2 separate regions of the Homo sapiens genome follow, and region 1 is linked to region 2. A link is a contact called in ENCODE Hi-C or POLR2A ChIA-PET data. All regions are on one chromosome and are shown on one strand. The core of a region is the stretch at or near the end of the contact, and the rest is flanking DNA. Distances in the headings are between cores, read along the strand shown.

Region 1 (3,509 bases), core at 67-2,566, 36 kb after region 2:
GACTTGCTCAGTAAATTCTTCTAAACCCCAGGCCCAGGAAGCAATGAGGAGGGGCCTCTTCTCACCTCTCCTTGAGGCCCCTTGATTTATAGCAACAGAAACTCAGGGTGTGCCTCCCGCTCTCCGCACCCCTAGAACAGGAAAGTTTCTGTCATTTCTCTTTCCTGCGTGACAGCTCCACCTCCCTTCCTCTCAGAGCCCAGCTCCTCACACCTTGGGGCCTGGTGGGATGGGAGACACTGTCCTGGATGAAGCCGCTGGGAGAGCTGCCGCCTCCTGTATGCTGAGGTATGGCCTGGCCTGCTGTTCCCACTGCAGTCTGAGGATATGGGCCCTAGTGGCCTGGCAGCAGGAGGGTACTTCATGCACCTGATTACAGGGGTCTCTGCCCACCCACTAGTCTGCCACTGTGCCACAGTTTTACCACAAACACATTTTTCTGCTGTGATAAAGACTGCACCCCTGCATCAACGGAAAAGCAGTGTGGCTGCGTGGCAAGTGTGTGCCTTTGTGCTCGATAAGGCTGAGTTGAAATCCTGGTTGTCTCACGGACCAGCTGGATGATCTTGGACATTTTCTCGTTCTCTGCAAGACTCAGGTTCCTTTATCTTAACAGACGAAGCAAATGATCCTTACCTTGTAGTGTCCTTGTAAGAAGCACGGCCTAACGAACAGAGAACATTCATATGCATTATCGTAAATGGCAGCTGGCATTGTTCTTAGGTCCCTAACATGGGAGATTCTGCCTGGCCCATGTAGAAAGGGAGGCACTGGGAAACCAGGAGACCAGCCAGTGCCCACTTCATCTCTGGGGCTCTCTCTTCATAGCCTGGACCACCCCATCTTCATACACTCTTTGCTCTAAATTGAACACAACTAGAACTTTTCTGCTTCTATGCCTTTGTTTGTGGTTAAGAGCATGTGCAATAACCAGTGATTCTTCAAAATGTGGTCCCCAGACTACCAGAATCAGCAGCACCAGGGAAATCGCTAGAAATGTACATTCTCAGCCACCCAGAGCCAGTGAATCAGACACTCCAGGGGTGGGGCCCAACAATCTGTGTGTTTTTAAATTAATTTTAAAATAATGGACATATAATAATTGTACATATTTATAGAGTACAGTGTGAGATTTCAGTGCACCTTTACATTGTATAATGACCAAATCAGGATAATTGCCATATTTATCACTTTAAATATTTATCATTTCTTTGGGATGATAACATTAAAAATCTACTCTTCTAGATATCCTGAAGTATACACTACATTGTTCTTTGCTGTAGTCACCCTGCTGTGAAAGCGATCTATGTTTTAACAAGCCTTCCAAGTCATTCTCATGCAGCTAAAGTTTGAGGACATTATTCTGTACCATTGCATCACCCTGAAGGAGCTTGAATCCCCTCTGGGCCACTCACTTACTGGGACCTTGGACAACTCTCAACTTATCTGAGCTTCAGTTTCCTCCACTGTATAATAGGAATAATAATAGTATCTGCCTTGCAGGGTTGTTTCAAGTAACATGGTAATTTATGAAATGTGCTTAGCTAGTGCCTAACGCATGGCCAGTGTTCAATAAAGAGTAGCTATTATTTTTCCATTCTTATTTTTCTGTTAGGTCCCTGCTCCTTCCCCACATTGCTGAGTGAAATAATCCCCAGTGCTGAGTTTCCCCAACTAAAATGTCTGCCTGCTCCAGAAAGCCTTTCCTGATCTCTTTCCTTTGAGCCCTTGTGGCTTGTCTCTTGAGCGAGATAATGCCTTGTATTTGTCCAAGCTTCTCAGCACCAGTACCCGGGTCCTTCCTGCCTCTGTGTGCCCTGCAGCCTTCAACTCCAGTTCCTGGCTTCTGAGCAACTGCTCAAAACTCTACAATAAAATTGGCCTGAAATGCCATTTCCCAGACCAGGTTCTGCCTAAGGGCTTCCTCGCCCTGGCTCTCTCTGTCATAGACCACGCTTTCTCCCAGACTTGAAATGATCTACGCCTTCTGTGCCTTTCACAGTCTTGAGGACAACTTCTTCAGTAGAACTCATGATGGGTTATCTGGAAATTTTATTCGTATCACATTGCAGCTTATCATTGGCATTTCCCATTCATTACACGAATTCTCTTTGAATAAGTACGCACTATGAAAGTATTTTATTGAATCCACTCTGTAGTCTTGAAGATCAGGATGATGGCCTTCATGCTGTGGAAGAGGGAACTAAGGCCCAGGTCAACAGCTTCTACATGGCAACATTTGGAATCGATCCAGCTCCAGAGTTTGTGTCCATTCTGCTGCCCCACACTGCCTAATGGTGGCAGAAGAGGCAGTTTCATGTTTTCAAAGCTAATAACTCTGAATTCCTGGGCGTTGGCCTGCGGCTGCCCATTCACGGACCTTCCTCTGGGATAGCCTAAATTTGACTCTCCTTACTTGCATTCAGTTTCAGGTCTGTGCGGCTGCTAAAGAACGACCCAGTCAACTTGCAGAAATTCTCTTACACTAGTGAGGATGAGGCCTGGAAGACGTACCTAGAAAACCCGTTGACAGCTGCCACAAAGGCCATGATGAGAGTCAATGGAGATGATGACAGTGTTGCGGCCTTGAGCTTCCTCTATGATTACTACATGGTACGTCTACCCCCTCTGGACATGCCCCGTTTTGACTGAATGGGTGTCTTCACTTCAGGCCTCATGGCTCAGCAGCCCACCATGACCACCCCAGCCCCTCATCTCTGGGCCTTTGCACAATGCTGTTCCCTCTGCCTGGCACCCTCCCTTTCCCATGGCTAACCCCTACTCTCAACTTGGGGTCTCAGCTTAAATGTCACTTCATTCATTCACTGGAGAGGAGGCTTTCTTGTCTGGGTGCCCTCAGCAACCACCATCGTCGTCCTTGATGCCATCAAGAATGCTTAGAGGCTTGCTGTTTACACATTTATTTCTTCCATCTTCTGCACGAGACTAAGCTCCTAGAGGATCATTACTGAGTCTTCAGCACACCATACAGCCTGCCACACAGTCTGTGACACGTGTTGACCAAGTGGACAGTGCCTGACCCACTCGTTGCCTGGTCCAAGCACATTCTGTGACAGCAACACTCTCATACCCCACCATCTTCTTTTTGCCCCTGTCCTCGGATCTTACGTTTCCCTGTCATCCCAACCTACCTGGTACAGCCCCACCACCTGGAGTATACCTCCTACTCTTTAACCCATTCCCTTCCTTCGGGGCCTTCCCAAGGCCCACCTTCTCTTAGAAGCCATCTGCCACCTCATCTCCCTCTCCTGAGGGTCTTACTGTCTTTCCTACTCCAGCTGCCATTATGTCTTTTACTGTTCTCTAACTACTTCTAGGGTCTTGGCCTTGTCTCTGAGAGGCTGTCAGCTCCTGAGAATAGGAATTAGGTCCTCCCATATCTGATAAGTAGGGGTTGGACCAGTCAGGAATCACGAGGGTATAACACATGACACAACCCCCCTCCCACCTCCAGTGCGTGTGCTAGACATTGCTAATGGATTGCAGCC
Region 2 (3,418 bases), core at 810-3,309:
GGGTTTGCTAAGCTGTACTGCAATGAGTTTTCCTGTCTGTCCCAGGTGGCTCTTTGAAGCTGGGACATGACAGACCACCTCTACGTCCCCAGGACCAAATACAGTGATTTTAAAGCATGTTTAGTTGTGGAACTCTCTCTTCAAAAGCAAAATCTATACGTATCTCAAAATAAAACAGATATAAGAAAGCAGTTCTTGGCAGAATGGGGAAGGGGACTGGGGGCAGCCCCACCTGTGTGAGCATCTCAGACCCACCAGGGACGCTGTCTCAGAGCTTCTAGGCCTCAAACACAGTGTGAAAACCCCTGACTCAGCACAACATCTGGAATAAGGTCGCTGCTCAACAAATTCTTTTTAAATGATTTGAAGGCCAAACACTTTCAGGACCCAAATAATGAATTTCTTAGAGTGGAATTTCAGACACCTTGCCTGGAAGAAGAGACACACTGGGGCTTTGGCTCAGGAGTCAGGGGTTCAAGCCTCAGCCCGGTTGCTCCCTGGCAGGACAGGGACCTCACCTCTCTGGACTTAATTTTTTTCATACATAAAATGAGAAGAAAAGTAACACTTACAGGTGTAAGGGCTACTGGCTGTGGTTATTTCTAGGCACTGGGGCTCTCTGCCCCTCTCTTTTCCTTAAATCACATCATTCATGTCCTACTGAAAAAAGACCCACTGGCCGGGCGCGGTGGCTGATGCCTGTAATCCCAGCACTTTGGGAGGCTAAGGCGGGCAGATCATGAGATCAGGAGTTTGAGACTAGCCTGGCCAACATAATGAAACGCTGTCTCTACTGAAAATACAAAAAAATTAGTCCAGCATGGTGGTGCGCACCTGCAGTCCCAGCTACTCGGGAGGCTGAGGCAGGAGAATTGCTTGAACCCGGGAGGCGGAGATTGCAGCGAGCCAAGATTGCGCCACTGCACTCCAGCTTGGGCGACAGAGCGAGACTTCATCTCAAAAAAAAAAAAAAAAAAAAAGAAAAAAAAAGACGCACTGCAGTCAGAGTGTAGGCCAGTCTGGTATAACGATTTGAGCATGGGTCTTGGCGCCAGATCCTGGCTCTGGTCTCTGAGCCTCAGTTTGCTCATCTGCCAAATGGGGATAATAACAGTAGCTCGTGGGGTAGAGAAGGCTTGTAATGTAGAAGTTAAGTGTGTGCACAGGTCCAGTTGCCCTGCTTTGAGACCTGGCTCCCTCATTTTCTAGCCCTGTGACCTTGAGCAGATTACTTCACTCTATGTGCCTTGGTTTCTCCAGCTGTAAAAAGGGAGAAATAATAGTACTCCCCTCATAGGCGTGGATAGTCATAGACGTGAAATGCTTAAAACAGTGCCTGGCACATAGTAACTGCTACATATGTGTACCCAACTGATACCATCCCATGGGGCTGTTGTGAGGATTAAATTAGAATATAAATAAAACGTGTCCAGCCTAGGGCCTGGTATACGGTAAGAACTCAATTCAGAGGAGCTGTTATTTAATATGACTTTGGCTCAAATTCAGCATGTTACATATGTGCTCCTAGGGTGGGAGGAGGGAAAAAAACCTGGGCAGAAATTCTAGGCCTTGCAATCTCACTCTGCGATCTCCTGTGAAAGGGGCCGCAGCAGCTTCTGCATTTGGGTGGGTGCGCCACGGTGCAGTTCTGGGTGTGTCCTGCTGCCTGACTCAGACACAAGTGCCCTCTCCCACCTGTCCCCCACCCATCTCCCACAGCACCCTGTGCCTGCCCATCCATGTGGTGATTAGGCCTGACCCCGAAAGCAGCAAGATTCTATCACTGCCCCAGGGCCAGGGGTGGCAGGAGGGGTTATAATTATGGGTTTCATCGAAATTGTGGAAATGGCAAACGCTGCTTTCTGCGGCTCCTCTAAGGGCCCTGCTGGGGCCCTCCCCAAACCCTCCCACCTGGGTGCCCCCAGAAGCCGGCACTCCCAGTCCATGGCAACCTACAGTTACAGACAACTTATTACAAGTGTGCTAAGCGTTTTATGTGAAGAATCTCATTTAATCCTCACAAACGGTATTATTTCCCCCATCTTACAGGTGAGACTCAGGAAGGCAAAGTGACTCACCCTAAAGTATGCGGCCAAGACAGTCTCCAAGGACTTTCTGGCTCTTTGGCCCGTGATCTTAACCTCTACCTGAGTTTGTATCAAATATGGCACCAAAATGTGGTTGTAGTCCTACAGTTAGGGAACTGGGCCCCGAGTTTGGCCATGGCTCTCACCCTGTGCGATCTGGGCAGTCACGTCACCTCTCTGAGCCTAGGTTTCCTCTTGAGTTTAGCATGAGGGCCGGAGGAGGAAACGTGTGTGTCTATTAATGCCTGGGATGGATAAGGCTCCATAAGGGTCAGCTACCATATTCTTTTGCTGTTGTTGGTACTGTTAGGCTTTATTGGTGGAGTGATGAAATCACCGTCTACACAGACACAAACATCAGGGCATTGGGAAACCTCTTCGTACTGGATGTGCCACAGGCGAGATTTGATCATACATTCTCCAATTTCTTCCAGATCCTGAGTCATGAAAAGGTGGGCTGAGTCATGCCTGGGGCTTCCATTTTGCTTATACTGAGCCATTACGTTGTGAAATCTTTAGTAAGTAGCAGGAGCTTTAATGGAAAGCAAATTAAACTCATCCCCCAGTTTGCTGGGGGTGTGGAAGCCCGTCCGGGAAGCTCATAGTGATCATAGCATGGAGCCTGGAGCTCTTGGAAGGAAAGGGGTTTGAGAAGTCCTAGGTCTTCCTCCCCGCCTTTCCTTTTTCTTTTTAATAATGTGTTTTCTTCAGCCTGTGATAAATGACTGGGAGTGGAAGATGCCCAGTAGGGGGAGGGAAAGGGAGGGATGTTGTTTACTTATCTGGGAGCACATCGCCAAGACAAAGCTTGGAGTTCTAATACTCTCCAGTGCGTGACCCACTTCCCTCTGTGGCCCAGAGCAAGTATCGCCCTGATTTGCTGGTGACTCTGCAATAATCACCTCCCTCAAACTTCCACACCTCTCCCAGCAAGGCAGGAAGGAAACACCACGCCTGGCCTTGGGCAATCCCAGGGACCAGCCAGGATTCCATTAACCCCAGAAGTGAACCCTGGATTCCATTGGTCAGGCCCCACCCCCCAACTTCGTTGGGCTTCCTTGGGTAATTTATGAGCTTCTCCACTTTGGCTGTTATTATTCGCCTCTTGTTAATGAGCAGGCTTAGGGCATTCAGGATTTCCTTAGTCAGTGATTCCTCCTTCTGGAGTAGTCTGTCTTTGGACTTTTATAGGTCGTTAACAGCCTTGCAAAGTCTGACACTGTACCAGGCAACTGGGTTTCTTTACTGGAAAGGAAAAGGGGGAGGCTGAGGGACGGATGGAAGCTACTTCAGGTCAAGGGGGGCTCTTGCTCACCACAGGACATAAGCTC

Evidence for each region. Hi-C counts contacts between places; a loop is a spot of excess contacts on that map. ChIA-PET counts read pairs that join two places held with the same protein, here RNA polymerase II (POLR2A). Pooled maps may share reads with other maps.
Region 1: a map of CD8-positive, alpha-beta T cell shows a loop between it and region 2 (9-fold over the local background). The contact joins two enhancer-like sites. A Hi-C loop is called at or near these places in 3 of 168 maps with a recorded cell type or tissue (CD8-positive, alpha-beta T cell, MCF 10A and PC-9) and 2 of 50 pooled maps. POLR2A ChIA-PET finds 5 or more read pairs at or near these places in 7 of 52 experiments (AG04450, HCT116, HEK293 and 4 more).

What each region holds. Positions count from the first base shown.
Region 1 is chr1:24,329,000-24,332,508 of GRCh38, forward strand. It overlaps GRHL3 (grainyhead like transcription factor 3), which reads left to right. Exons shown (of 16, transcript NM_198173.3): 2 at 2,427-2,613. Among named protein-coding and RNA genes, the nearest start is that of GRHL3-AS1, 8.8 kb to the left of the region's middle. Within about 2 kb of position 1,317, at least 2 of the 41 ENCODE cell types and tissues checked have a DNase peak (open chromatin) inside an H3K27ac peak, as active enhancers do.
Region 2 is chr1:24,291,997-24,295,414 of GRCh38, forward strand. No RefSeq gene overlaps it. Among named protein-coding and RNA genes, the nearest start is that of GRHL3, 26 kb to the right of the region's middle. Within about 2 kb of position 2,060, at least 17 of the 41 ENCODE cell types and tissues checked have a DNase peak (open chromatin) inside an H3K27ac peak, as active enhancers do.